Regions from separate parts of the Mus musculus genome. Here region 2 is linked to region 1. A link is a loop called in an ENCODE intact Hi-C map of the cell type or tissue named here. Cell type or tissue: left cerebral cortex. All regions are shown on one strand. Each heading gives the region's core, and the rest is flanking DNA. Links, peaks and the distances in the headings are about the cores only. Region 1 holds the start of C5ar1 (complement component 5a receptor 1). Region 2 holds the start of Zfp541 (zinc finger protein 541).

The links. Peaks named below come from ENCODE experiments on the same cell type or tissue, not always from the same donor. Only the 100,000 strongest peaks of a DNase experiment are listed, where the experiment ranks them.
Region 2: it touches region 1 in a loop (2.6-fold over the local background); 4 of 42 quality-filtered maps call a loop at or near these places.

What each region holds. Positions count from the first base shown.
Region 1 is chr7:16,255,844-16,271,182 of GRCm38, forward strand. It overlaps C5ar1 (complement component 5a receptor 1), which reads right to left and starts at 3,495. Exons shown (of 2, transcript NM_001173550.1): 1 at 3,302-3,495. The coding sequence starts at 3,304. In left cerebral cortex, for the core only: CTCF peaks have their summits at 7,358 (motif pointing left) and 9,599 (motif pointing left); a DNase peak (open chromatin) is centred at 7,338.
Region 2 is chr7:16,056,752-16,072,090 of GRCm38, forward strand. It overlaps Zfp541 (zinc finger protein 541), which reads left to right and starts at 15,094. Exons shown (of 16, transcript NM_001099277.2): 1 at 15,094-15,339. The coding sequence starts at 15,191. In left cerebral cortex, for the core only: a CTCF peak has its summit at 6,937 (motif pointing left); a DNase peak (open chromatin) is centred at 4,818.

The DNA of each region.
Region 1 (15,339 bases), core at 2,611-10,610:
CCCAGCACTCGGGAGGCAGAGGCAGGCGGATTTCTGAGTTCGAGGCCAGCCTGGTCTACAGAGTGAGTTCCAGGACAGCCAGGGCTACACAGAGAAACCCTGTCTTGAAAAACCAAAAAAAAAAAAAAAAAAGAAAAAAAGAAGACTATAAACTATTATACAATATAATATATAAAATGAACATATATGTGTGTATATATCGAGAGAGAGAGACCAGAGGTGGAGCAGGAGGACAGGAAGTCAAAGCTATCCTTGGCTACATAGTGAGTTCTAGGTTCAGCCTTATCTACATGAGAACCTATTTCAAAATAACAATAATTAGCCTGGGGCTGGTGCGATGGCTCAGCGTGTAAGAACACCTGACTGCTCTTCTGAAGGTCCTTAGTTCAAATCCCAGCAACCACATGGTGGCTCACAACCATTCGTAAGGAGATCTGACTCCCTCTTCTGGAGTGTCTGAAGACAGCTACAGTGTACTTACATGTAATAAATAAATAAATAAATCTTTTTTAAAAAAACAAAATAAAATAATTAGCCTGGTCCATAAGTTTACATGCTTTTTGTATTTTCTTTTGAGACAGGGCCTCTTTCTCCTGAGTGCTGGGATTACAGGTATGGGCCACTTGTGAGGGGCTTTCAACTGCTCTTTTCTTCATTTAACACATGCAACCCTCATTGGGCTGCTACTATGGCCACACCCACTCTACAGATTTTAAAAAGTGGGGCTCTAGGTTAGTTAGAAAGCCTCCCAAAACCTATCAGCAAGAGCAGGGGTGGGGCCGAATCCCAAGAGCCTTCTCTTTAAAAGGTTATACCGCCTAATGCGTGGAATGCCATTGGGATAGTATATGTCTGTTCAAAGGCTGTGTTGCCCTTGAAATACATGGATATTCTACAGCTCCTTTATTGATAGTTTGCTATGTAGTAAATCTAAAGTGCTTAGCAAGAGGACTAGCATACAATAAGCACTCAGTAAATGCCTATTCACAATATTAAAAAAAAGTATTCATTCAAAGCTAGGCAGTGATGGCACATGCCTTTAATCCCAGCACTCAGGAGGTAGAGGCAGGAGGATCTGTGAGTTTGAAGCCAGGCTGGTTTATAGAGCAAGTTCCAGGGCAGCCAAGGCTACACAGAGAAATCCTATCTTGAAAAACCAAAAGAAAAAAATTATTCATTCAAAAGAAAAATTATGTTTAGGGGCTAGCCACGGTGGTATATGCCTGTGATCCCAGCACCAGGGAGCCTGAGGATAATCATGTGATTTAGACCATTGGGCTACATAGTGACATCCTGTCTTAAAAGATCAAGGACTGAAATGTTGTAGAGCCCCTGCCTAGAATCCCCCAGTGAGGGGCTGGGGGCGTGGCTCAGTGGTAGAGCCCCTGCCTAGAATCCCCCAGTGAGGGGCTGGGAGTGTGGCTCAGTGGTAGAGCCCCTGCCTAGAATCCCCCAGTGAGGGGTGAGGGGCATAGCTTAGCCATAGACTACTGGCCTAAGAATCCAGTCACGGGCTGCAGAGATGGTTCAGCGGTTTAGAGCTCTGACTGCTCTTCCAAAGGTCCCGAGTTCAATTCCCAGCAACCACATGGTGGCTAATAACCATCTGTAATTGGGTCTGATGCCCTCTTCTGGTGTCTCTGAAGAGACAATACTACTCACATATATAAAATAAGTAAATCTTTAAAAAAAAAAAAAAAAAAAAAAAAAAAAAAAAGGGCTGGTGAGTTGGCTCAGTGGGTAAGAGCACCCGACTGCTCTTCCGAAGGTCTGGAGTTCAAATCCCAGCAACCACATGGTAGCTCACAACCATCTGTAACAAGATCTGATGCCATCTTCTGGAGTGTCTGAAGACAGCTACAGTGTACTTATATATAATAAATAAATCTTAAAAAAAAAAAAAGATACTGACAGCCTATTCCAGTATTTAAAACAAACAAACAAACAAACAAAAAACAAAAAACTCAGTCACGCCCCAGCCCAAATCAGGGACTCTACAGTTCGGGTGGTCAATAAAGTGACTTCGTCTTCAGAAACGTTGTGTAGAAAGGAAAAAGAACCCACCCTGTTCTGGAAACCCCAATTGCTCGGGGCAGACACAGGATTGGATGGGACAGAAGAAGGATGAAGAAAGCGTGTACCCTCCCTGTCATCAAGTTTTCCGTTTCCTCTTTTGTGTGGATGAAGCAAGACCGTATCCTCTGTTACAGTGGGGCCAAGTCGCCGCTGGTCTAGCACCATGCCTCAACGTCAGGTCCCAGGCATGGAGAGGGACCTGCCTAGAGGGTCATGGCCATTAACCACAGAAGGACCCAGGCCATCAGTGCTCCCATCTGGGCTTCCTCTAACTTTTCTGGGAATGGGCGTTCTTTCAAACTGGCTGTCAAGACTCTCAACATTGACCTTCCTTAGACTTCTTTACATGTTTACCAGGCTGGCCTCGAACTCACAGAGAACCTCCCGATTCTGCCTCCTGAGTGCGGGATTAAAAGGTGTGCGTCACAGCACCCAGTCTCTGCTTGGTAGTTTTAGACTCAGCGTAGGAGACGGAACCCTGGGCCACACTCAGGCTAGGCAGTGAGCTACAATCCCAACAGGTTTCTGCAATTGTTTCATTCTTCCTTCCTTTATTCACACTGTTTGAGTTTTTGTTTTGTTTTGCTTTTAGTCTTTGAGACAAAGTCTCAACAAAGTTGCCTAGGCTCGCCCCAAATCTCAAACCTCCTGCTAGGAGCCAGGATAGCAGGTTTGAGCCACCACCTTGGCTAGTTTGTAAAATTATTTTTTTGTTCTTGCTTTTCTGAAGTAGGGTCTCATGTAGTGTAGCCCAGGTTAACCTCAAAATTACTATGTAAGATTGAATTTCCAATCACTCCCACCCAGCTGTACGAGGTGCTGGTCATTGGACCCATGGCTTCCAGCTCTCCCACAGAGCACTCTCACACCTGATCTCTACCTCCAGCCCATTTGTCTCTGAACACAGTATCTCATAGTGTAGCTCACACTAGCCTAAAAGTCACTATGTAGCCTTGACTGCAGCATCCTGCCCCGGCCTCTTGAGGGCTCAGATTACAAGTGTAAATGAACATGCCCAACTTCTAGAACTCTTCAGTGAGGAGAGCTGACTCCAGGGTCTCCTGTCCTGAAGAACCTTCTTGAGCCTACATCTTGGTGAGGCCGCCGTGGTTCCCATAAATCCCCTTAGTCCGTTGGCCACATCCCATCTCAGAGTGTGAGCTCAGGATGGGAAAGGAGCTAGAAATGGGCAAAGAAAGTCAGACAGGGAGAGGAATCCACTCACCATGTCCTGGCTCCTCCTGGGTTCTGTGGTAACCAGCGACGGATGCCTGAAGGTCCCTGTCACCCAGGCTGTGCCTTTTAAACCCTCAAGAAGAGATGCAGGCAACTGAGAGGAAATGACTGTCTTGTCTCCTGGAGGTGCTCATTGGTCACTCACTGACCATCCTAGCTGAGGCTCCCTCCACCGGTGCTTACCCAGTACACCCTCAGCACCACCCAGTACCAACCAGCCAGGGGAGAGATGTCAACTTGGAAAAGGAAGGAAGTCTCTGGCCCCAGAAGGGGAAAAGGCAATTTCCAGGACTTCTTCACTTTTGGGGACGCAGCTGCTTTTCCTGGCCTCGTTCCCCAATCTGAGGAGGAGCCTACCTCTTCTGAAGGAAGTTTTGGAGTTTCTGGGGTTTCTACATGACAGAAATAATGACCACAGCTCCCCAGCCTGGTGGCTTTTATAGCAAGAAAGCACACAGAGGGCTGAAGAGATGGCCAAGGTCTTGGCGTTTTCTCTTAAGGGGGTTAGGGAGATGTGTTAACTCAATGCTAGCACTCAGGAGACTGGGGCAGGAGGATCACCCTGGGCTGCAGAACAGGACCTGTCTCAAATAATAAAGCAAAGCATGCTGGGATCATGGCTTGGTTGGTTAAACACTTGCCTAGCATGTGCAAAGCCCTGGATACCATTCCCAGCACCGCATAAAACCTGATGTAGTGCTGCATCCGACCCCAGCACCCAGGCGGCTGAGGCAGGAGAATAAGTTCAAAGCCATCCTCCTGGCTGCACAGTAACTTCTAATCCAGAGTAGGCTTTGTGAGATCCTTTGTAGCAGTGGCTCTCAACCTTCCTGACACTGTGACCCTGAAAACAGTTGGTTCCACATATTGTGGTGACCCCCAACCACAAAAGCATTTCATTGTTACTTCATAACTGTAATGTAAATATCAGATATACAAGATATCTGAGATGTGACACCCTCCCCCCAGGGGTCAGGACCCACAGGTTGAGAACCTGTGCTTTTTAGCAAAGACAAAATTGGCTCAGGTTAGGCACAATTATACATGCCTGTAATTCTATTACTTGGACAAAAGCAGGAGGATTAAAAATTCCAGGCCACCTGCATAGGAAGGACCAATTTTTTAAAAAAATAAAAATAAAACAAACCTATGGTCACATGTGTGGTACGCAATCCCAACACTCTGTAAACTCATGGTCAGTAAGAGCCACATAATGAAAGCCTATCTCAGGGCTGGGGGGCGTGGAGCATAAGAGATGAAATGTCTTATTCTGTCTTAACAGCCTAATTAATCCTTTGTTGTGTTTTCTGTTTGTTTGAAACCTGAAATCTTCTATCTTCTCTCTTCTCCTCCCACATCCTACCCTGAACACCTGATGCATCAGCCACGTGAGACCACAGGACCCCGGAACTCCTGTGAGTATGCAGCGAGATGGGCCGTGAAAGGAACACACTCCGGAGATTTCAACGATGTCTATAATCTCAGCATTTGGGAGGTGGATGCAGGAGACACCATAGCTCAAGTTCATTCCTAGCAATACAGACAACCCGAGACACCATCTCAAACACTCAAAAACAGCCAGATGTGGTGGCACAAGCCTGTAATCCCGACACTCAGATGGCACAGACAGGCAGTCCTCTGTGAGTTTGAGGCCAGCTCGTCTACATAATGAGTTTCAGGCCAACCAAAGCTATATAGAAAACTACCTCAAAACAAGAGTAAAAACTAAATAAAGTAAATATGTAGCTTTACTGATTTGTTTTCTAAACTTGTGTGTGTGTGTGTGTGTGTGTGTGTGTGTGTAGGTCAGAGGACAAACTTGTAGGACTTATGTCTTTCCACCATGTTGGTCACAGGAATTGAACTCAGGTCAGCAGGCTGAGCAGCAAGCACTTTACCCACCGAGCCATCTCGCTGGCCCCTTTTCTTGGGCAGGGCTGAAATTTTTTGACTTACACAGTGGAAACCAAACAAAGCTGAAAAGTCTCATGACCCAATAACATGGGAAGTGTGAGCTGTCCCTTATCTACAGCCCCAGTGCCCTAGGAAGCCTGTCCCTTGCAGGAGTGCATGAACCAGCTGAGCAGGTGGCTGTAATCCATTGTTCCCTCAGGGAAGCTGAAAGTCCACCATAGGGTGGCAATCAACAACTACTACCCTGTGGTGCTGAGTGAGGCCCCAGGCTGCAGCCACAGTGGCTTCTAAGGCAGGATGTGGTGGACTGGTCATTGCAGAGCTGAGATACAAGTGGCCTTCCATGCTGATCTGATCCGGTGGGCTTGCAAGAGGTTCTAGTATTTGCTCTGCCCAAGAAGCAGGAAGCAAAAGACAAACAAACAAACAAAAAAACACAGGGGGGGGGGGAGAGAGGGGGGAGGGAGAGGGAGAGAGGAAGAAGAAGAAGAAGAAGAAGAAGAAGAAGAAGAAGAAGAAGAAGAAGAAGAAGAAGAAGAAGAAGAAGAAGATGATAGAGGAGGAGGAGATGGAGGAGGAAGAGGTGGAGGAGGAAGAGGAAGAGGAGGAAGAGAAGGAAGGAGGGGGGAAGGAGGAGGGAGGGAGGAGGAGGACTGTGGGAAGTGCCAGGGGGTGGAGAACTGACTGTTGAAACCTGTCTTCTGACTGCTACTTGTGCACCATGTACCATGGGTGCACACAATAGATAGATAGATAGATAGATAGATAGATAGATAGATAGATAGATAGATAGATAGATAGTAAATAATATAGTTTATTTATACATGTCTATCAAATATATTATATATACTAAACATATATTTATTATATCTTTATAGAATATACATTTACAATATATTATATATAAAATAGATACATTATATATAAGATATAAAAAATAAATTATTTAAATAAAATAAATAAATAAAATGGAATTTTAAAAGCTAACTAATTAGGCTTGGGCATACAATAAACAAACAAACAAGTAAAATGTAATTTTAAAAGTTAACCAATTAGTCCAGGCCGAGGTGACGCAAGCCTTTAATCCCAGCACTTGAGGAGGCAGAGACAGGCAGATATCTATGAGTCTAAGGCCAGCCTGATCTACAGAGTGAGTTCCAGGACAGCCAGGGATACACAGAGAAATTCTGTCTTGAAAAACAAAAAGAAAAAAAAATTAACTAAATAAAAGAGATTGTGTTAGTTTTCTGTGTTGGCTGTAACAAACAATCAGAGGCTTGTGGCTTACAAGGCTGAAAATTTACAATCACTCTTCCAGAATCCATAGGTTCGAGAGTCATGGGGTCATGGGGATCCAGGAGAGCCCGATAGAATGTCCCAGGAGGGTCTGGATCTCTTTTCCAGTTCCTTGTGGCCACTGGCTGTCTCCTTCCTCACACGGCCCTTCTCCTCCGTGTGTCCTCCTGACTCGTCTATGGACACTAAAACCCCCGTTTCCAAATACGTTTATATCCACAGCTTCTGGGGTTTTTTGGGGGGGGGGTTGTTTGTTTGTTTGTTTAAGGTGGGGTCATCATTCAAACCACTCCACGGACCAAACTGTTCTCCAAAGTGGAGGGGTCATTTCAAGGCATGTTCTTGTTATTGCCACTAGAAGATTCTATGACTCTGAAGCACCTAACGTGAGCAGGGTAAATGGATCCTGGATCTTCTGAGATCATCCAGCTCTTGCTTGCTATTCGAAAGGTGGTCCCATATCCTCTGCCTTGGCCCCTCCTGTGTAGGAAAAGAATGCAGGTGAGGGACCTGAGGGCATAGCTCAATTGGTATTGAGCTTCCTTAAAATGCAAGGAGTCCTGGGTTCGATCCCACAGCACCACAAAAACCAGATGTGTGACACATGCCTGAATCCTAGCACTGGAGACGCACCGCAACTATCATCCTCCATATATATCAAGTCCAAGGCCAGCCTAGGCCACATGATACCCTGTCTCAAAAACAGTATAAAGAAAACGAAAGACATTCAAGCTGAGTTCAGCAAGATGCCTGGGAAAAACTAAGAATCCAGCCATTGCTTGGAGACATGATAAAAGGTTTGTCCTGATTATCAATGCACAGCTGGTGCCCTCTAGTGGCGGCATACCAGCTACGTTCTTCTTGAGAGCTCAACCAAGTTTATGACTGGAGACTTTGGGGTTTTTTTTGGGGGGGGGGGAGGTGTTGACAGCGAGGGTAGAGCATGGGGGTGGAGTTTTTTCCGTTTCCTTTTGGTTTCTGTGTTGCTTGCTTGTTTGTGTTTGTTGTTTATTTGTTTGTTTTTCTCTGTGTAGCCCCAGCTGTCCTGGAACTCACTCTTTAGACCAGGCTGGCCTCGAACTCACTGATCCACCTGCCTCTGCTTCTGCCTCTACATTGCTGAGAATAAAGAAGGTGTGTGCCACCACCTCCCGGCTGGGGCTTAGTTTTTTAAAAAATATATAATGTGTGAGTGCTTTGGCTACACCTATCTTTGTGTGCCACGTGTGTGCCTAGTACAAAAAAAAAAAAAAAAAAAAAAGAGGATGTCAAATTCTCATGGAACTGGAGTTACAGATGGTTGTGAACCTCCAAGCTGGGAGCTGGGAATTAAACCCCAACTCTCAGTGCTCTTAACCTATTAAGCCATATCTTTAGCACCCTGAGGGCTTTTGGTTGTGTGTTTGGGAATCAACTCAAAGTCATAGCTTAGGCACTGTACCATTTGCCTACAGCCACACCTCAGTGGTTGAGTTTGAAGTGTCTGAAACCCTTCAATGGAGGCAGAGAGGTTGTCTTTGGAAGGAAGTAATTTATATTCTCTAATGTGTTCTTTTGGCCTCAGAATCCTTGTAGAGCTGAAGATGACTTTGAACTCCTCATCCTTCCGACTTGACCTGGGGTTACAGCAGACTGCTACAGTATCAGTTTATGTGGTGCCAGGGATGTCCGCCCCGCACCCCGGGGGGCTTCCTGTATACTAAGCAACTGGTCCACACCACAAGCCCTAGTCTCTCACTGTAGCTAGAGCAGTTGAACTTGCCACTCGAGAAGAAAAAGGAAGTCTGGAAGTGGGCAGAACCAAATGATTAAAAAACAATACATCTACAGAAGAGTCTCAGTATTGCTTGGGTTCCCTCTAAGCAGTCTAAGGTAACAGGTGGGAGGAAGTTTATTTTGAAGGTGTCTAAAATTCCCCCAGTGAGAGCTGGGTTTGTAGCTCAGCTCTAAAGTTCCTACCCTAGAATCCCCCAGTGAGGGGCTGGGGGCGTGGCTCAGTGGTAGAGCCCCTGCCTAGAATCCCCCAGTGAGGGGCTGGGGGCGTGGCTCAGTGGTAGAGCCCCTGCCTAGAATCCCCCAGTGAGGGGCTGGGGGCGTGGCTCAGTGGTAGAGCCCCTGCCTAGAATCCCCCAGTGAGGGGCTGGGGGCGTGGCTCAGTGGTAGAGCTCCTGCCTAGAATCCCCCAGTGAGGGGCTGGGGGCGTGGCTCAGTGGTAGAGCTCCTGCCAGGATATGGGAAGCCCTAAATTCAACCTCTTGTTCTGCAAAAGAAAAAGGGAAATTAGGGACTGGGGAAATCTTTCATTGGTTATAAGTACACTGTAACCCTTCCAGAGGTTAGGGACTCCTAGGACGGGAGCTCACAACAGCCTATAAGTCCAATTCTAATGATCTTCTGGCCTCTTCTAGCCTCTGTGGGCACCTGTACACATGGGACAGTCACAAATCATAAAAATGAATCTTTAAAGTTTAAATTAAAAATGATTTCAGTTTTTCATTTAATGTGACTACTAAACTTATAATCCTTGAGTGATGTGCGCTTTCATTCTGATAGGCAGTGTTGTTCCCTTCCCCTCTCCTCCTCCTCCCCCTTCTCCTCCTCCTCCTCCTCCCCCTCCTCCTCTGTCAGAACGGATCCTCAAAATCACCCACATTTTCTGTTTTCTAAAAAACTGCATTGCTTTCTGTCAGGAATCATTGGGGGTGGGGGGTGTCTGGTGGCAGAAAGTTGACTTTTGCCGCCCAATGGAGGAATTACATAATACGGCAATCACTCCAACCACTGCAGGGCAGACAGCTGTAGCCAAGGTCAGTCATGGCAGACTGTGAAATAAAAGACAACTCCTTCAGGTATATGGACATATGTGATGACTGGGTTTGTTTGTTTGTTTGTTTGTTTTCTTTTGTTTGTTTTTTAATTCTCCAAAGAGAAATGTTTTGATTAAAAAGAAGATGTAGGGGGACTGGCAAAATGGCTCATCAGTTAAGAGCACTGACTGCTCTTCCAGAGGTCCTGAGTTCAATTCCCAGCTGGCTCACAAACATCTGTAATAGGATCTGGTGCCCTCTCCTGGCATGCCGGCATATATGCAGGCAAAATGCTATATACATAATAAATAAATAAATAAATAAATAAATAAATAAATAAATAAATAAATAAATCTTTTAAAAAAAAGATGTAGACGAAGTTTAAGTAACATCTATGAGTCATCTTTTGTTTTTAAAAATTTATTTATTTCCAGGCCAGCCTGGTCTACAAAGTGAGTTCCAGGACAGCCAGGGCTATACAAAGAAACCCTGTCTCGGAAAAAAAAAAAAAAAAAGTATTTATTTGGTGTATGGATATTCTATGTGCATGTGTACATAGTGTGTAACACATTCATGCAGTGCCATGGGAAGGCACGTTCCTATCAGCAAAGAACAAAACAAGCTGGTTGGATTATTAATATTCATGCAGGCTTCCATACTGCACATGGAAGGCTGGAGCCCTGATGGACACGTTTATAACTGATTTCCTCAAGTTATGTTTTTGCACCTACTGTGGGGGAAGGGTTGAGTGTTCCGCAGCACAGAAGCAGGGGTCAGAGGAAGGTATGAGGGGCTCAGTCCTCTTTCACCACTGAACGTGCATCTTCAGGCTCGCCAACAAAGTGCTAAGCTTGCTAAGCTGCTGTGGCTCCTCTACTCGGATCATTTGAACCAGGCCGGGATGTTGAAGAAATTCTGTGTGTATGTGTGCACACTCATGTTCACGTGTGTGCACACTCATGTTCACGTGTGTGCAGGTATGTATTCATACCCGTGCATGTTTATAAAAGCTAGAGAACAACCTAGGTGTCATTCCTCATGTTCACGTGTGTGCACACTCATGTTCACGTGTGTGCAGGTATGTATTCATACCCGTGCATGTTTATAAAAGCTAGAGGACAGCCTAGGTGTCATTCCTCAGGAGTCACTCACCTGTTGCTGGTTGTTGTTGTTGTTGAGAGAGGAGGCTCCTTCCTGAAGCAAGGGCTCACTGATTTAGCCACAGTCATCCTCCTGCCTCTGCCTCCCTGGTGCCGGGATTAAAGCATGTGCCACCACACCCTGCTTTTTTTGTTTTTTAACGAGGCTTTATTCTGTGACTCAAACTCGAGTCTTGTGCTTACTAGGAATGATTGATACAAACTGAGCTACCTCCCTACCCTCACAAAATACATACATACACACATACATACATACATACATACATACATACATACATACATGCATACATACACACACACATAGTCTTTTCAGACAATCTCTCTACACAAAGTTTTTGAAAACTGTTTATCCTTACAGTTGTGGTAAAATATATACTGTGAGGAGTGGGTGTGGCCGTGGACCCAAGAGGGCGCCCGGGACTGCTGCCAAGTTTTATGACTGGCACCTGACTTCCTCATATCCCTCAAGATAGCCATGTACCTTGAGCTGCATTGCACAGATGCACCATGACGTAAAATCGGATGATGTGACGAATGTAGTCCTGAGCCAATAAACTGTGCCTACATGGACTGGGGTGAGGGGGGGTGGACTGGAGGGGATAAAGGGGGATGGCCAAGAGAGGTCGGGCATTCTTTTTCCTACACATTTGTGAAGCCTGAATAAACTGCCTTGAGAAGGATGTCGGTTTCGTCGCTTCTTTTCTGCTGGTCAGAGACGGTAGCGACAATATACAACATAAACTTTACCATTATAATCTCTCTCTTTTGGTTTTTGGGCTTGGTGACATATGCTTTAATCCCAGCACTCAGGAGGCAGAGGCAGGCAGATTTCTGTGAGTTTGAGGCTAGTCTGGTCTATGCATTGAGTTCCAAAGCTACATAGTAAGATCCTGTCTCAAACAAACAGAAAACTTTAATTTTTTTTTTTTTTTTTGAGACAGGGTCTTGCTGTGCTGGAAGTCATTATACAGCTCCAACTCATGAACATCCTGTTCCAGCCTCCTGGGTGCCGGATGACATGTGTGACCCAGCATGGAGAGTTGTTATAGCTGTTAAAATATTATTTATTTAGTGTATGTAGTGTGTGTGTGTGTGTGTGTGTGTGTGTGTGTGTGTGTGTGTGTCTACATACATGTGTGTGGAAGACACTGGGGGGGGGGGTCAGTCCTTTCCTTTCTATCACTCAGGTAATGACTTTAAAAAGAAAAGACATATTTTATATTTCAATTACGTATATGAATATGTGCCTCTCCTTGTGTGTACATCAAGTGGGTACGTGGGCCCACAGGAACCAACAGAGGGTGTCAGATCCCCGGGAACTGGAGTTACAGGCAGTTTTGCACTACCTGACCTGACTAGCTTCCCTCGGTGATGGAACTATAATCAGGACTCATAAAGCCAAATAAGCCTTTTCTTGCTTAAGTTGATTCTGCTCGTGGTGTTAGTCACAGTGAGACAAAGCAAACCGGGATGGGGCTGGATGGAGTCTCACTACTGGGTGGAGTCTCACTGCTGGACGGAGTCTCACTGTGTAACCCAAGCTGGCCTGGAACTCACAGGGATTCTGGTCCATCTGCAAGTAGGACCACAGGCATGTGCGGCCATGGCCAGCTTCTAGGTGGCATTTTGAAGGAGACAACCATTCAGACCTGAGGCATTCCTAGTGCAACTGCAGACCTAGGCAACAAAGCCACAGCCTTTCCCAGGAAGTCTCCACTAACTTTAAATAGCATCCTCTCAGCAGGAGTTTGATTCTCCTGGAATCATTTTCATATTTATTTATTGAAATTAAGATGAGACAGAATGTCTAGCAATTAGGATGACATTTTCCCTCTTCTATAAATTGTTCAAGTGGTTAATGAACTCGGCTTGTAAACAACTTTAATGATGCAGAAATTGAGCGAATGTGATTTTGTTCTGAGTTTTGTTTTCAGACAGGATCTCACATAGACTATGCTAGCCCCAAAACCCATCGATGTAGCCAAGGATAGCCTTGATAGCCTGGAGCTTCTTGATCCTGCCTCTACCTTCTGAGCACTGGGATTTCAGGTGTATGCCACCATGCCTGGCTGTTGCTATGAGAAAAGCAACTTGGAAGGAAGGAAGGAAGGAAGGAAGGAAGGAAGGAAGGAAGGAAGGAAGAGTTAATTAGGGTACCATCCATCATTGCAGCTTGAGGCAACTGGGTCCATTGTCTTCCACTTGGGAAGTCTTTCTCCTTTGTATTCAGCCGTGGACCCCCAATCCATGGGATGGTGCCACCCACAGGGTGAAGGTCTTCCCAGCTTGGGTGATGACTTTCCCACATCATGCCCAGAGGCTTGTCTCCTAGGTGACTCTAGAGCTCACCAAGTTGAGGACCAAGAGGAACACAGCAAGGCTTTGTATATATGTTTGCCAGGTAGGCAAGCTCAAAGGCATGTCTCCACCGAGGTGTGGCGTCCCATGGCGGCTGTTTTTCCTGTATGGTAGAGTGGTTGAATGAGTGAAGTCCACTGCTTACAGGTCGAGTCACTGAACATAGCTGAAGGAACATGGAACACACTGCAGTTGCCAAGAATAGCACTAATGGGGTAAGCCACTGTGGCAACCAGCATCCTCTATGTTAGCCTCTGACTTGGTGGGTGGGCTTGCCTCTGATACCTCAGAGTAAAACTGATGGGGTGGAGGTAAGACAGAACAGCTGGGTTGCCATTTTCATGGCTGGAGAGCCAAAAGTTAGAGTGTATCAGTTAGATGGGTGCTTAAAAGCCATTGACTTGAAACCCAGAGTATGAATCAAGATTGAGGCCGGGCGTGGTGGTGCACGCCTTTAATCCCATCACTCAAGAGGCAGAGGCAGGTGGATTTCTGAGTTTGTGGCCAGCCTGGTCTACAAAGTGAGTTCCAGGACAGCCAGGGCTACACAGAGAAACCCTGTCTCGAAAAATCAAAAAAAATTTAAAAAATAAAAAATAAAAAGAATCAAGATTGAGGAAGATGAGGACAGAAGGGCTAGAGAGATGGTTAAGTGGTTAAGAACACCATCTGCTCTTCCAGAGGATCTGAGTTAAATTCCCAGCAACCACATGGTGGGTCACAACTATATAATGTTTTCTTCTGGTGTGTATGAGTACACAGCTACAGTGTACTCATATAAATAAATCTTGAAGAAGAAGGAGGAGGAAGAGGAGGAGGAGGAGGAGCAGGAGCAGGAGGAGCAGGAGCAGGAGGAGGAGGAGGAGGAGGAGGAGGAAGAGGAGGAGGAGGAGCCAGCCCTTGGATGCAATGCTTAATAGAGAGAGAGAATCCAGGATTCAACACACCACGGGCAGCACAAGGGGACAGTGACAAGCAAGGAACTGTCAGATCTGCAGAAGGAGCTGCAGATCTGTCACCTGGCTTCTAAGACTTAGAGACGTGGGGACTTATGGCAACCGCCTGGCTGCCATGGTGGCAGAACTGAGCAGCGGAGCTGCCTGTCCCTCCTCAGGAGGAAAGGTGCATAAGCTGAGACAATCTGAGGGAAAGCAGTCCCCACAGGCTGGCTTCTCAGGGACACTAGGGAAAGCGGAAAGACAGGTATTCCTGAGGGAACACAGCATGAGGGCACTATCTGAAGCTCAGTTCACCGGGCCAGCAGAACCATGCTCTATGAAAGTTAAGGGAGATGATCCTGCCAGGTCCAAAGGAAACTCAACTTCCCCAAGTTCCCATGGTGGTTAGATCAAAGCCAGCTTTCCTCAGAAATTCCTCTACCAAAAGGAGACGTTCTCCTTATCACCTTACCACCTGCAGAAGGGACACGTGGCTCTCTGTGATGCTTATTAGCCTACCCATGCTGACCTCAGACTCCCTCAGTATCTATCACAAGTGCCCGGTACACATTTCAGAGTCTGTGTCAGCATCCTGGCCCTTCTCAGCTCTCCTCAGCTCCTCCCCTACCATGACTCCCCCAGCTCCTGGCTCCCTTCCTCCAGCTGCTCATTCTCCCCATAACCCTGCCGTTCCCACTGTGTGTCTGCTCTCTAGTCTTCCTGTCTTAGTCCTTTGTCTTGCTCCTTCTGGGTCCCTCTACCCCACCATGGCCATGTCCATGTCCAGTCTACTGCCTTCTCTCTCTGTTCTAGACTCTTCCAGAAGCCTCTGGATGATCTCTCTCTCTCTCCCCCCTCTCTCTCATCTACAATAAAAACCTTCCCTTCAGCTATACCACGGGGTGGTCATGCCGTAATGTCATTTATACAGATCCAAGAGGACCGCCTATATGGCGCAGTGAATAAAGATGTCTGTGGCACAAACCAGAAAACTCCAGAGTTCAATGCCCAGGTACCATAGTGGAAAAAGAAAACCAACTCCAAGAAGTTATTCTCTAACCTCCCCATGTGCACACATGACTAATAACAGCAGGAGGTTGATTCCACAAGACTGCGGCATGGTATAGGATTCTAATGGCCTTGCCGAGGAGGCCCAGGGTGTGATCTCCAAGGCATGAGACCCTCTAGAAAATGTGAATGACTGAAGTGGCAGCATGAGCCAGAGCCTCTGATCTGCCTGGCTGTGCGGTTGCTTGTAGATCATTCAGGTTACACCAAGGTCTCGGCTGTATGAACTGTCAGTCATCTGGCAGATCCAGCGTTGTGGTGGTGTAGCTGCCTTTGAGTCACCCACACCCTCCTATAATTAATGCCCACCCCCCAAATAAATTCACTTGGCAGTGCCCTGTCTGGGTGAGGAGGCATTTGCTCCTGTCTCCCCAGGAAAAAAATCAGCATAGCACAAATGTCATCCTCTGCTACACAGCAAGTTCAAGGCAGCTTGGATTATAGGAGATATATAGATATATAAAGGTGATGAAAATTAGTTTTTTA
Region 2 (15,339 bases), core at 3,240-11,239, 200 kb before region 1:
TCTTAACAGCTGAGCCATCTACACAGCACAAATTATTATTTTAAAACTATTTCCCACACACACACACACACCTCGTGTGTGTGTGTATTTTGGTGTATCTCAAGCTGCTCTCAAGCCCGGTATGAACCAAGGAGGTCCTTGAACTCTTGGTGTTTCTGCTTCCACTTCCTGTGTGCCAAGATTACAAGTGTGCATCCCCACACATGGCTTGACCTCTGTTTTTGAAAGTAGATAGACCCTAGAACTTGGGTCCTAAAAGAGCTTCCCCTGGGAGGTTGCTGGGGAGGAGGAGATGGGTTTTGCTCTGTGCTCTGCAGATGGGTATCAAGGATTTCCAAATGATGACTTCCTCCTGCTTGGGAAGAGGAGGCTGGGTCAGTGGAGGAGGGCAGATCAGGCAACATCAGCTCAGTTCTTTCCAGTTTACTGGGAGAGACTGTCCTGTGCTCACCAAAGGTCTGAGGTTTCAAATTCAAGCAAAACCCGTCAGGCTGGCTGAGTGGTTTCCTCCTGCAGGTTCTGCCAGCCTGGAGAATACAGGAAGCTGAAGTTTGGTCAGGTGAGTACCTGGGAGGACCAGAGTGGTGAGGAGGCTAAGGGTGCCTGCAGGAAGTGATTCAAATGATGAGTCACCAAAGGAGGGGCTGAGCAATGCCGAAGAAAAGATGGCTGAGAAGAGCAGGAGGCCTGTGCTGCTGGAGTTGGTCTTTAACTTGTGCATTGCTGGGGCAATCTCTGATTTTTTTTTTTTCTATTTCCTTGGTCCTTCCTTGTCAGTGATCACACTGGTAGGCTTCTCCAAGGCCTGACCTTCTCAGAATGCAAATATGGGATACCCTAAGCCTTTCCTCTTCTGTCCTGTCTCTCCAATGTGCTCATGTGGCTGAAGAACCATGCTCTACTGAAACTATGCTCAGGGCTCTGGAGAGACAGCTCAGTTATTAAGAGCAACGGATGCTCTTCCAGAGGACTTAGGGTTTGATTCCCAGTATCCATATGATGGCTCACAACCATCTGTAACTTCAGTTCCAGAGCATCTGATGCCCTCTCTGACCTCCACAGGAACTAGGTACACACACTATACATGCAAGCACAACATTCATACATGTGAAATAAATAAATAAATAAATAAATCTTTAAAAGTTTAAAGACAAACAAGCCAAAGAGATAATCAGGAAACGCTAGCATGTCATTCAACTGGTGGAGTGGTTGCATAACATGAATGATGTCCCACGTTCCGTTTCCCGTAAACTGCTCTGGTGTTGCATGCCTGTCCTCCTAGCACTAGAGAAGTGGAGGAGGAACAAAAGGACAAAATCATCCTCCCCCTTAGTGAGCTTGAGACCAGACCCATGACTGACTGGTTGGAAGAAATCCCTCCAAAACCGTGATCCAAAATTAACTCCCCTCCCATATATGGTTTCTATTACATATTTTGTCACATGATACAAAGGTAACCAATACAGCACACCGTGTTCAGATTTCCCCACCTTCTCCCTATGTAGCTCAGGGTACAGCAGTTCTGTTTATGGCCATCAGAACATGTGTTGGAGACGGTTTACAACATTGTGGACCAAGGAGCAGAGAAGGACTGCGATTTGGGTGTCTGTCTGACAGTGACCTACTTCTGACAAACAGCTGTCCCTTCAAAGTGCCATCGCCTTCCCCAAACAGTACCATCTGCTGAGAAACAAGTACACAATACATGCATTTGCTGGGGACCATTTTTGATCAAATGCTAATGTCTGTATATGTTAAATAAAACCACAGATGTAGCTGGCAAGATGGCTCAGTGGGTACAGGTGCTTGCTGCCAAGCACAAGGACAATCCATGGGATCCACATGGTAAAAGGAGAGAACTAACTGACACAAGCTGTCCTCCACACACATGCTGTGTTATGTAGGAACCCCTACAAAATAAATTAATGTGATTTTTAAAAAAGATTTATTTATTTTACTTATGAGTACATTGTAGCTGTCTTCAGACCCATCAGAAGAGGGAATTAGATCCCATTACAGATGGTTGTGAGCCACCATGTGGTGCTGGGAATTGAATTCAGGACCTCTGGAAGTCAGTGCTCTTACCTGCTGAACCATCTCTCCAGCCCAATAAATGTGATTTTAAATACATAGAACAAATCTCCTCACTTTCATGTGTGTGTGTGTGTGTCTGTGTGTCTGTGTGTGTGTCTGTGTGTGTGTGTGTTAGAAGCCAGAAATATGTGTCTACTGTCTTCCTCAAACATGTTCCACCTTGCTAATTATTTTTTGGTATTGCTGAAGATTGCACTCAGTATCTCTGAGTAAGAGATGCACACTCTAATACTGCACTCTATCCCCAGCCCTCCTCATTATGTTTTGAGACAAAGTCTCTCTCTCTAACCTAAAGATCACTTAATGGCCAAAGAGCTTTGGAGATCCAGCCTTCCCAGAAGGCACCAGTAGCTCTGCTTGGCTTTTTACATGGCTACTGGGAATCTTAACCCAGGGTCTCATGCTTGATCAGCAGGCAATTTATCCTCTGAGGCATCTCCTGGATCCCTCCCTCAGACGGAATCTTAATGTTTTGGCTTTTGTATATTTTTAGATTTATTTATTTTATGAGTTATTTCGAATGCAGTTATGTATGTATTGTGCCTTGTGCTTAGGAAGTCAGAGAGGGCATTGGGTCCCCTAGAACTGAAGTTACAGATGGTTGTGAACTATGCGGGTGATGGAGACTGAATCTGGGTCCTTCTTAAGAGTAACAAGTGCTCTTAACAGCTGAACCATCTCTTCAGCCCCATGAATGTTATGTTCAATGAATTTCAGTTCTGATCAAATGTAAGTCTCAACTTCGTTACAGAAGTTCTGAACAAAATGGTTCCACCTGGGCCAGTGAGATGACTCATCAGGTAAAGGGGCTTGCTAACTAAGTTTGATTAGCCAACTGGAACTCTCATGGTGGCAAAAGTGAACTAACTTTGGAAATTTATCCTCTGTCCATTATACATACACTGTGGCATACTGGAGCACCTGTGCGCTTGTGACACACACATACATACACACACACACTAAATGAGTAAATAAAATTGTTTAAAAGATGTCTCTGCTTTTATTTTGCCTCTTTGGTTTTTCAAGATGGGGTGTCTCTGTGTAGCCTTGGCTATCCTGAAACTCACTTTGTAGCCCAGGCTGGCCTCAAACTTATAGACAACCTGCCTGTTTCTGCCTCTCATGGGTTGGGACTAAAGACCACCACCCAGCTGATTTTTTTAAAATTTTTTTTATGTGCATCGATGTTTTGCCTGTGTGTATGTCTGTGTAGGGGGTGTCAGGTCCCCTGAAACTAGAATTACACACAATGTGAGCTGTCATGTGGGAGCTGGGAATTTAACCTGAGTTCTCTGGAAGAACAGCCAGTGCTCTTAACCACTGAACCATTTCTCCAGCCCACAGATTTATGTTTTTTAAAGAAAGTGTTTTGTTTTGAGGATTTATTTTTTACTGGGGCCAGAGAGATGCTACAGAATTCAAGAGCTTTTGCTGTTATTGCAGAGGACTAGAAAACCTGGAGAGATGGCATGGCGGTTAAAAAGAGTTTATTGCTCTCGTAGAAGACACAGGCCATTGTAAGCTGCCTGATATGAGGGCGATGGACCAAACCCTGGTCTTCTGCAATGACAACAAACTCTTCTAGCTACTAAGCCATCTCTCCAGCACCAAATCTGTATTTCAAAGCACTTTAAAAATTTTTAATATGTGTGTGTCTGTGTGTGTTTATGCATGTGTGTCACAGTGTGTATGTGGAGGTCAGAGGATAACTTCGGGTATTGGTTCTCTCCTTCCACCGTGTAATTCAGGGATGGAACTCATGTTCTCAGCTTGCTAGCCAGTGCTTTTAGGGGATAAGCAAGCAAAACGATGCTTTTCTTTTTTTTTTTTTAATTTTTACACAAGGTCTCACACTGTAGCCTAGACTGTACTCAAACATGTGGTGATTCTTCTGCCACAGATTCTCCAAGCGCTGAGTGGCACAGTACTTTCATACAGCCATTAATAGTATATCTATTTATTTGTCTCCATATTTGTAAAATTACCAACAGTGGAAAAAAAACCTGAATGTGATAAAATGTGGCTTCATGAATCTTCTGTGAGATGTACAGACAGAATAAATAGATCACTGATCAAGAACAGAGGGGAAGGACTGTAATCAAAGCTACTTCAGGGGCTGAGGCTGGAGGATCAACCGGGGCCTGACTGGGCTGCAGAATAAGACCATGCCTCAAAAATGTATCAAAGGGAGTTGAGGACATAACTTGGTGTTAGAGCACCAGGGTAGAATTTACCACTAAGGACCTGAACTCAGCAGCAAGAACTTCCCTAGAATCGCCCTCAGTGAAGGGCTAGGGGCATGACCCAGTGGCAGTGCCCCTGCCTAGAATTTCTGAAGGCTGAGGATGGGGTTCAGGGCAAAAGCGCTTGTCTAACAATGAATGAGGCCATGGATTCAACCCATGATATTGTTTAAAATATTAATAAATAAATAAGTAAATAAATAAGCCAGTCCTGCAGTTCCTGCAGCCAACACAACATGATCTCCGCTCCCAGCGATCAGCCTGCCCAAGAGGATGCGCAGAACGGCTTTAGTGGTCTCCATCATTCAGGGAACACTGCTGTCACCAGGGATCTATACTGGAGGGTGTCCAGTGCACACAGGCATTGTTTTCATGAGGACTCAGTTCTTCTTAGTTCACGCCCCTCCCCCTGCTGCCCTTCCCTTTTGCCCCTTTCGCCCGTATCTTCCAACCGCCCGCCTCCCAAAATGGCGACCAACCGCCTCCTTTCCCGCCCCGTGGCGGGTCACATGACCCGCAGAAGCCACGCCTCTCTCCCCTAAGCCTCGGGGAGCCCGGCCCAGAGGCACGCGCCACGAGCCCGGGCCGCGCGTGCCTCGCTCGCTCGCGGCGACGACGCCGGGCCATGCCTGCGCGCACACTCCATGGCGGGCGCACGCGCCAGGGGCCGGGACCGGGCTGCGCGTGCGTGCCGGGCGTCGTCCGGGCGCCTCGCGGCTGACGGGCGGCCGCTGGGAAGGCCCCGCGAGGCGCGAGGCACGAGGCCCGGCGCGCGAGCCCCCGGGGGCGGGTAAAACCCGGTTGCTGCTGCCCTTGCCCCTTTCCCCTTTCCCCTCTCTCCCTAGCCCTGTCTGCCCGCCCTTCCCTCTCACCTCAACCCCTCGTCACCCTCTCCTTGGCTTCGTCTTCCTCCCCGAGCGCGGGCCTGTGTGGCTCCTGTCCAAGGACGCCGCTCAGCTCCGCGTCGCGCACGCTCCTTCTGCACCCTCGCAGCCCCCTTCCTCCTTGGAAAAGACTCTTGGGGTGCCCCCAGCCCACTGCACCCACCTTTATTTTCTACCCGATCCCTACCAGGTCCCCCAACTGCCCCCTCGCAGTGCCCCAGCTCGCGCCGCGGGCCCTACCCGACCTCTGCGACTTCTGCACCGCGGCCTTGCATTCGCAGGCCCCTCTGCTGACCGCCCCCTTCTTCCTCAGGTGTCCCGCTTTGGGGGACCCGGATGTATCTCTTTTTGAGGATCTTCCAGCACGAACATCAAACTCTTCAACTCTTCCTTGATCATGCCTCTCCCTGTGCTTTTTCTAGCAAAAGTACTATTTTTGTTTTCAGCCAATATCTCCCTAGTTTCCAGCAACAAAAAAAAAAAAAAAAGAAAAGAAAAGAAAAAAAGAAAGAAAGAAAAATAATAATATTATTATCTAGGCTACAAGCTCCCCTTTTGGAATACTTACCCAATACAACCAACTCATGTTTTTTCAAGTTTCTTTTCTAATGTGTTTGCTTCTCTAACCCTCCCTTCTCACTTTTCCAACAAAAGTTCCTTTTCACCAGTTCTGCCCCCATTAGATTTTGCCCCACAAAACCCTATAGGTACCTCTTACCTGGCTGGGGTGGTGGGAAGGGAATAAGGTGGGTTTTTTTTTTTTTTTTTAAAGACGTAGTAATTTCCTCTATATTTCTCTCTCCAGCTTAGTATTGCTTCACTTCCTCCTCAAATTGTCTTTCTCCCCAGTTTCATACCTGTTTCCTTGCTTGTTTTGAGATCCAAGGTCTGACTTCCCCTGCTTTTCACTACCTGTTTTCAGGGCAAAAGATATTGGATGAGTTTTCAAAAATGACCACCTCACCCTTCCAGGAGGAGATAGTGAAGGCCTGATTACCACCTGAAACCCCTTCACAGTGGGGCCTAAGCCAGGCCCTCCTGTTTCCTGGAGAGTCACTCACTTGCTTTTCTGGTGAGTTTTCTTCTTTTGTACCTATTCAAAGACACCTGCTGGTTCTGTGGATCACTTCCCAGCCTTTCTCAGCATTCTTGCACTAGTGTGAAGACCATACATGTTGCTAGCAAAATCAGCAGAAGGATAAGTATAAGCATAAAGTCATTGGAAGAGAACACAGGGCACATGCTAGCTGACCCCTTCTGAGGAAGGCAGGATCTTTTATTAGATTGACGTATGTTTTTATTGATGATATTCATTTCAAAACAAAAACCTTTTACCTCTTCTGCCAGATCAGGGTAGCAACTCATCCCTATGGGGACAAACAAGTGAGGGATCATACTAGTAGGGATTATGGCAATTCAAATTGTGTCCTCTCCATTGAGTGATGGCAGCTAGTGCAGGTAACCAAGCACAAATACCAGGCCAAGTTTGCAAGATTTTTTTTTTAGGCGAGGCCTCTGGTTTATTAACTGTCTCTATGTGAAAGTTAAATTACTAATGCTAGCAATGAATTTAATAGTTTAAGTGGCAGGAGCTAGAAAGATGGCTTATTGGTTAAGAATACTGGCTGCTTTTCCAGAGAATCTGGGGTCAATTCCTAGCACTCAAAAAATTCAGTAACTATCTATTAGCCACGTCCCAGGGGCTCTAGTGCCGCCTTCTGGCTTCCTTGGGCACTGCATGCATATGGTAAAAAGGCGTGCATGCAGGCAAAACATCCATACTCTGAAATTTAAACAGCAGGGCAGGAAATGTAGCTCAGTTGTAAGAGTAGTTGTCTAGCATGCATGAAGCCCTGATGTGATCTCCAGCACTACAGAAAACCTGGCATGGGCGTGCACATCTATTCTCCCAATACTTGGGAGATGGAGGCTGGCAGATCAGAAGTTTAAGGTCATTCTCTTCTTTGAGTTTGAAGCGTACAAAGGGATAAATATAACTGTCTCGAGAAAACATAAAAAAAAAAAAAAAAACCAGAGTACTTTTCACACCAGTAATCCCAGTACTCAGAAAGGTCTTGTCTCAAAAAAAAAAAAAAAAAGTGAGACCTCAGAAAATATGTTTTGGGCTGGGTGTGGTAGTGCACAGTTGTAATCCCAGCACTGGAAGCAGAAACAGGCAGATCTCCGAGCTCAAGGCTAGCCTGGACTACATACATAGTGAGTTCTAGAACAGCCAAAGCAATTTAGAATAACCTTGTCTTGAGAAACCAAGATATAGAAATAGATATAAGTTTTAGGATTAAGAAGTTTGTTAATTTTGCAGTGCTGGGAAGCCAGCACAGACCTTGAACATGCTAAGTAAACACTCTGTCACCAGAGGTAGGGATTTCTTTTTTTATTGGAAATATACTTACCAGGGTGAACACCTTAGAGGACTTTTTCTCTTTAGAATATCAGGTGTTAAACTTTTTATCCTCAGTAACCTGTTAGTTTGGTAAGGTAGCACATACCAGTAATCCCCAACTAAGGAGGCTAAGGGAAAAGCTACACAATGGGACACTGTTTAAGGAAAAACAAAAACTTTTCATACTTGAGAATCCCAGAGAGTTTTGATGTAAAATATATAGATCAATATTTTCTATTAGAATTTCAGTTAAGTTATTGGGCATCTCCATTCAGCCTTCTGAGATATTAAATGTATTGAAGGTATTATCTTAAAATATTTCTGGATTTTTAAATTTGCAATGGTATACCATGCACAAAGCACTAAGTTTGATCCCAGCACTGCAAAATTAAGATAGTGACTAGACCTTCGGGAACAGCCCAGACACACAGGAGATCAGTAGTTAAATACAGTCAGATGTGGCTTGTTGAAAGTTTTATTGTTTGTATGAAGTATACATGAGAAAAGCTAGATCAGGGTCCCCCAAAATCTGAGTGAGCACAGTGGGCTAGGCCTGTAATTCCTGTCACTGGAGGCTAGAGATTGCTTGACTCTGATCAACTTGGGAAACATAGTAAAGCCCTGTCTCAGAAAGACAAGAATAGGCTACAGGCCTTTAATCTCAGCAGTTAGGGAGGCAGAGGCAGACAGATCTCTGTGAGTGAAAGACCAGCTTGGTCTATGTAGTAAGTTCCAGGCCAACCAGAGCTACACAGTGGGACCCTGTCTCAGAACCAAACGAGTAAATAATTCATTCTATTCTTCATGGCAAAATACAATAACAAATGAACAATTCCGTATTAATATAAATGGCATCCTAATTTAAAGCTATATAATAGAAATTTAGTGCAAAGAATAATGTTGACTTATATTTCTATAGTCAGGTGGAGTCTCATACCTGTCTCAGCACTCAGCTGAGATGCCATGTCATGTATCTTCACTGAGAATAAACACATGGATGTTATCATAAAATAGCTTTGACCACTGAACTTCCTGAAAGATTCTTGGGAGACCTTAGGTGTCTTCTGTATTTACCCTAGTAAAATAAATTCACACCTTTAATCCCAGCACTGGGGAAGCAGAGGCAGGTGGATTTCTGAGTTCAAGGCCAATCTGGTCTACAAATGGAGTTCCAGCACTGCCAGAGGCTACACAGAAAATCCTTGTCTCAAAAAAATAAAATAAAATAAAAACACTGGCTGTTCTTCCAGAAGACTGGGGTTCAATTCCCAGCATCCACAGGGCAGCTCACACCTGTCTATGACTCCAGTTTTGTGGGATCTGACACCCTCACACAGACATACATGCAAGCAAAACACCAATGCACATAAAATAAAAATAAATTATATTTTTTAAAAGAAAGAAAAAATGTTGTTTTAGGTTTTGTGTTTCCCCCTTTTTTGAAACAGGATCCCAGGCTGAAACTCATTGTGCACTCATGAGAATGACCTTGAACCCTTGGTGGTCCTGTGGCTGGGGTTGAGGTGTGTGCCACCATACCCTGACTGCTATTCTAGATCTCAGTGCTTCCTTGCATTCTCTGCTAGGACCAGCTCCTGGGAAGGAAGAACTTTGATGTCTCCTTTTCTTCTTTAGTTGACTCGATGCTAAGGTTTTCCTTTGTGGGTATTCTTCAGATTCTTGTGTGAAATATTTAAATTCATTCTCCATGTCTCATTTTTTCTTATGGCAGAACTTTGCTCTGCAGCCCATACTAGCCTAAAACTCTCAATTCTCTGTCCCAGTTTTCCATGTGCTAGAAATACAGTCATCAGATAAAATCCAGTCATTAAATAAGTGATCAGAGGAAATGAGTCAACCCTCATGTTAAAACTGTGTTAACTAGAGGAGGTCTTCCTTGATTGTTCAATCTCAGAATGCAAGGCAGAAACCCAATGTCAGGTATGGAATAATAGCACAGTAGAGAGCTGAAGTGTGAAGGCTTCGCGATCAGACTGCTCAGGGCAGGATTCTTGTAGCTCTGAATTGGGATGAGTTATTCTCTGGATTTTCTTTATGTCACCCATGACAAGGTTAAAAATGTAGCACATGCTTCAGAGAGGAGCTAAGGGAACTAAAAATGGTGTGTGAGGAGCCTCAGCAGGACTGGGCATATAATAGAACCTGAATAATGTCCATGCTACTATCATGAGAGTAATTATTACAAGGGTATGCCAGGGAGACAAGTGGGGACTATGGGCAGAAAAGGCTATGAGCTCTGCTTAGAGGACAGTTATACCTGACTCTGTCCTGTTGTTCACTGTCAGGGAATAGCAAGTCTAATAGTTCAAGAGGTGATAGAAATCTGTATATGTAGAGGAAATTCTGTCTAATTGTGCTAGGAATAGAACAAGGAGAGTGCATTTATACAAGTAGTTGAACTACTGAGCCTTGTCTCAAGCCCTTACTTTTTTAAAGACAGTCTTACTATGTAACTCAGGCTAGCCTTGATCTTATGACCCTGGTGCCCAAGTACTGGGATTATAGGCAAATGCCACTGTGCCTGGGAAAAATAGATCTTCATTTAAAAAATATAGGCCAAAGAAAGCAGGTCTATAATTTATAATAGGTCCTATTTAATTCATTTATTTGTATGTAGTTTGACACAAGGCTTCACATTGACTTGCTATATAACAGCTGAGGCTGGCCTTGAACTCCAGATCCTTCTACTTAGCCGTGCACAGCTTATTTTATTATAATTATTGTTTATTTAAGATAGGTCCTTTCTGCATTACATTGGCTGGCCTTAAACTTACAGTGATCTTTTATATCTCTTGAGATTACAACTATGATATCATGTTTGACCTGACTGGCATTTATTTTGGTGTGTGTTATATTTTTTAGTGTATGTGCACATACACGTGTGTGTCATGTTGTATAACATGACAAGATGCATTTTTTTCAACTGTTCTCCACCTTTATTTTTGAGACAGGGTCTCTCATGAAACCTGAAGCTCATCCATTCCGTTGGGCTGGTTAGCTAATGAGCTTTAGGGACCTTGTCTCTGCCCTATTCCCAACCCCTCCACTCATAGGGTTTGCCAATGTGCCCACTTTAGACTCATTTCAGGGATCCACACTCAAGCTGTCATGCACACACAAGAAATACTTTACCAACCCAACCTTCTCCCTAGCTTGTGATAGGCCTCTTTTAAAAGACAAAAAAAAAAAAAAAAAAAAAAAAAAAAAAAAAAGCATTACTTTGCTTTGGATCCCCAGTGTTGAATTAAATTGTTTTCTAAACCATTCAACAAGACATTCGGTTGGTTTTTTGGTTTTTTGGTTTTTTGGATTTTTGGTTTTGGTTTTGGTTTTTTTGTTTTGTTTTGTTTTGTTTTTTGTTTTTTGTTTTTTGTTTTTGTTTTTGTTTTGTTTTTTTGTTTTTTGTTTTTGTTTTTGTTTTTTTGAGACAGGGTTTCTCTGTGTAGCCCTGGCTGTCCTGGAAGTCACTCTGTAGACCAGGCTGGCCTCGAACTTAGAAATCTGCCTGCCTCTGCCTCCTAAGTGCTGGAATTAAAAGCATGTGCCACCTCTACCTGGCCTCTCTTCTCTTCTCTTCTCCTCTCCTCTCCTCTCCTCTCCTCTCCTCTCCTCTCCTCTCCTCTCCTCTCCTCTCCTCTCCTCTCCTCTCCTCTTCTCTTCTTTTTCTCAACAAGTCATTCATGATGCTAAAACAAGCCATATGGTTTTAAAGCTCACAGCCTTTATGCAGCTATAAACCAAAATTAAATTGCAAATGAAATGCAAACAAGGTAGCCCAGCCAGTTTAATCAGATTGCATACACTAATTTAATAAGGGGGATGGCTATCTCGATGTATATTTAATGTTCCTGGAAAGGGCTCCCTTGTTGATTGCCTTGCTGCCCCTTTTTCTTTTAGATTATCTTCAGAGTAAAAACAGAAAATGACAAGATCCTTATTTAAAAGCAACGTAGGTGGTGTCATTTCTAGCACTTGAGAGGTATAGGAAGGAAGATTATGAGTTCTGGGCCAGCTTCTAGTACATAGCAAGTTAAAGGTCTCAAGTGTCTTATAATGCAGGACCTGTAGCTTGTATGAACCCATGCTAGCCCAGCTTTTTATAAGAATGATGAGGACCTAAGCTCTGGTTCTTAGGCTTGTACAGCAAACACGTTATAGTAAACCATATCTTCTTCACATTAGTTTTTCTGAACCAAGTCTTCCTGAGCTTGGAGCTTATCAATCTGGTTAGACTGGCAAAGCAGCAAGCCCCAGATTCTTCTGCATCACCTTCCAGCATTGTGATCAAGGGTGTACACTGCCATACCTGGGTTCTTATGTGAGTGCTAGGAGTTGAAGTCAGGTCCTCATGCTTATCAGTTCCGTTCTGTCAGTTTAATAGTAAGTACGGTAATGACAAAGCTTCTGTTGGTCTTAGGTTACTCCTGTGAAAGAGTTGTTCAACCATCAATAAAGGAGTTCAGTATCTACAATAAATAACCCCAAACCACCAAACCAAAACAACCAGTGTTTGCAGCTGACCCCTGTCCAGGTATGGAGCACCCTTCAGTACTGCTAGGCAGTACTTCAGTACTGCCTTAGCCTTCACTCCCTGCTTAAGCAAAACAGGCTAGAGGGGACATTCAGGGCCTTGTCAGGTCCTTTCTGCGCACGTAGTCATAGCCGTCTAACTTCCCAGAATGATACAGAGCAGCTTCAGAGGGAGGGTAACTAAGCCCATGTTTACTCTAGTGCCCACCCTTGGTACAGTGTGGCTCTGGGGTTCCTGACTAATGTGTGATGTCTCCACCATTACCACTACAGCTCTCTACACAGAATACACAGCCCCACCTTAGTGCTTTCTGTATGTCTCCTATTCTTTCCCAACCTGACAAGCATGGTCTTCCAGAATGCCACATAGAGGAAATCATACAATATATGGCCTTTTCTGCTGACTCTCATAATCTCTGCATTTCTGGTCCTTCCCTTCCTTTGTGATTTGATAGCTTATTGCCTCCATCCCCTTAAATTTGTTCTATTTTACATGTATGGGTACTTTGCCTGCATATATGTCTATGGAGTTCAGAAGAGGGCATCAGATCACCCAAAATTAGAGTTGCAAATGATTGTAAGCTGTCATGTGGGGGCTGAGAATTGAACCCAGTTCCTCTGGAGGAAAATTCAGTGCTCTAAACTGCTGAGTGATCTCCAGTCCTGGTTACTGCCTTTTTGTTTGTTTGTTTGTTTGTTTGTTTTTGAGACAAGGTCTCACTATGGGACCCTAGCTGTCTAGGAATATGCCAGGTAGACCAGACCTCAAATTTATAGAGATCTTCCTGGCTCTGCCTCCTGAATGCTGAGATTAAAAGCATGCATCATCATGCACAATATTCCACTTAACTGTCTTTTTAGTACTGAATAATACTCCATTCACCTGTGAGAGATTCTTGATAACTTCCAGGTTTGACATCTATGGCTGGAACTGTCATGAAAACGTGTGTGCAGGTTTTTGTGTGGTCATGTACTTTGAGCTATACAGGTGGCTCCAGGGAGAGCGGTTGCTGGGTGGTGTGATATGATTGTGTCTAGTGCTGCGAGAGACCTAAGATGAAAGCTTCTCAGAGTTGTTATCCTGCAGTGCACCATCACCCCAGCTTTCTGTTTTGGCTTAAGGTTATCAGTTCCTGCCCCAGACTGCAGCAGCTGTCCTCTTGCAGCTCATCTCCATCCTGAGGAATTCCCAAATTAGATAAAATAAGGTCAAGACCTTTGCCATGGGCTTTCAGGGAACCAGGATAGGTCAGATGGGAGGCTGTGGTTCTTTAAGAACAAATTCTACTCTGTTCTTTCAGCATCAGGAACCCATACCAGACACATAGCTAACTCTTCATGACCACTGCTGAGCCAGGGAGTGGGATGGGCTAGGGTAAGTTAGAGCTCTGCTCCATCCAGCAGGTCATATTTTCCTGTAGAGGCCTGCTGGGCCCCTGAACCTTTCACCATTACTAAGAGTTTTAATAAAGATTTTTGTTTTGTTGGTTTTTCAAGACAGGGTTTCACTGTGTAGTCCTGGCTGTCCTAAAACTTACTTTTTAGACCAGGCTGGCCTCAACACACATAGATCCATCTGCTTCTGCCTCCCAAGTGCTGCAATTAAAGGCATGTTTCATCACCACATAATAAAGTTTTGTTGTTTTGTTTTGTGTTTCTGTGGTAAGATAGGTGAGAATTATTTGAATTCAATATGAATTTAGTATTTTCTTTCCCTTCCTTCCCTTTTCATTTCTCTCTCCTCTTACCTTTGCTTCCCCTCCCCATCTTTCTCCTCTCTTCATCCCTATCTTCCTTCCTCCCTCTTCTCTTTTCTTTTCTTCTCCTGCTTGTTTTTCCTAGGCCAGTCTTGAACTCCTGGATTCAAGGACTTGTCTCGCTCAACTTCTGGCATGCTAGAAGTATAGGTGGGCACCACTGCATATCCCCTTATCTTTTAATTTGTTTTAAGATCATTCATATATTCTTCTGAGTGAATTTTGATAATCTGTCTATTTCTAGAAATTTGCTCATTGATTTTTTTGTATCTGAGTTCAATGACTTAACACATTGGGTGTGTATTGTAGCCTATCTTCTGTGTGAGTGCACTGTCTAAACACAGTTCTTCATAGTACTTCCTTGTAATCTTTTTTATTTTTAGAATGTGGTTAGTAAAACTTCCTCTTTTATTCCTTTTTGGGGATCAGGGTGATAGGACTATTGAGACAGCATCTCATGAAACACAGGCTGGCCTCAAACTATCTATTTACCCAAGGATATCTTGCCTCCATATCCCAAATGTTGGGACTACAGGCATGCCTGGTTTATGTGATGCTGAGTGGAGCCTAGAAGTTTGAGTGTGCTAGGATAGGCATTTTACTAACTGAGCTACACCCCCAACCTAACTTCAACATTTACTCTATATTAAAACTCATTGTATTTACTTTTTTTTTTTTTTTTTTGTATGAGACTTTCCCAGTCCAGGCTCTTTTACACACACAGTAAGCCTCCCTTTGTGCAGTGGTATTTCATGTGTCTCCTGGCCACATGGAACAAGTGGACAAGCATCCCCAGGCTTAAACTTGGGCCTGGATGTCCCAGTGGACTGACTTGTGCCTGCACAGACTCTAACTTTGAGTTTCCTTGTTGCTGGCCTTGGGATTTTCCTTGCTTGTCTTTTCTGCCTAGACACACATTAAAGTCTATTTGATCTTTCTAATATTTATAACTGGAGGCAGAGGACTCTGCAGTCCACCATGTGTTATTCTTTTGTCTAGTTGACAGATGAGGAAATGGAGTTCATGGATCTTGCCCAAGGTCGTGCAGCAAGGTTAAATGGCTAAGAACAGACCCATCTCAGTGGCTCCATTTTCAAGTCTACATTCTGCCTACTACACCTACCACCTCTTGATTCTAATACGTCCTTGTTCATTTTCAGGAGCTAGCTGCCAGCGAGGGCTCTTCCCTTCCTGACTCTGGACACGGCTTTGCTTGTCTGGAGACGGGCTCTAGCCAGGACCTGGCAGTGGAAAGCCATGGAGCCATACAGTCTTGGGGAAGAGGGAGCACTTCCATCAGAAGGGCACCTCCCATCCTTCTCTGAAAGTCAAGTGCTCAACTGCAGTGACACACTCAACCGGGACCTGGGCCCCAGCACACGGGACCTGCTCTACGCTGGCTTAAG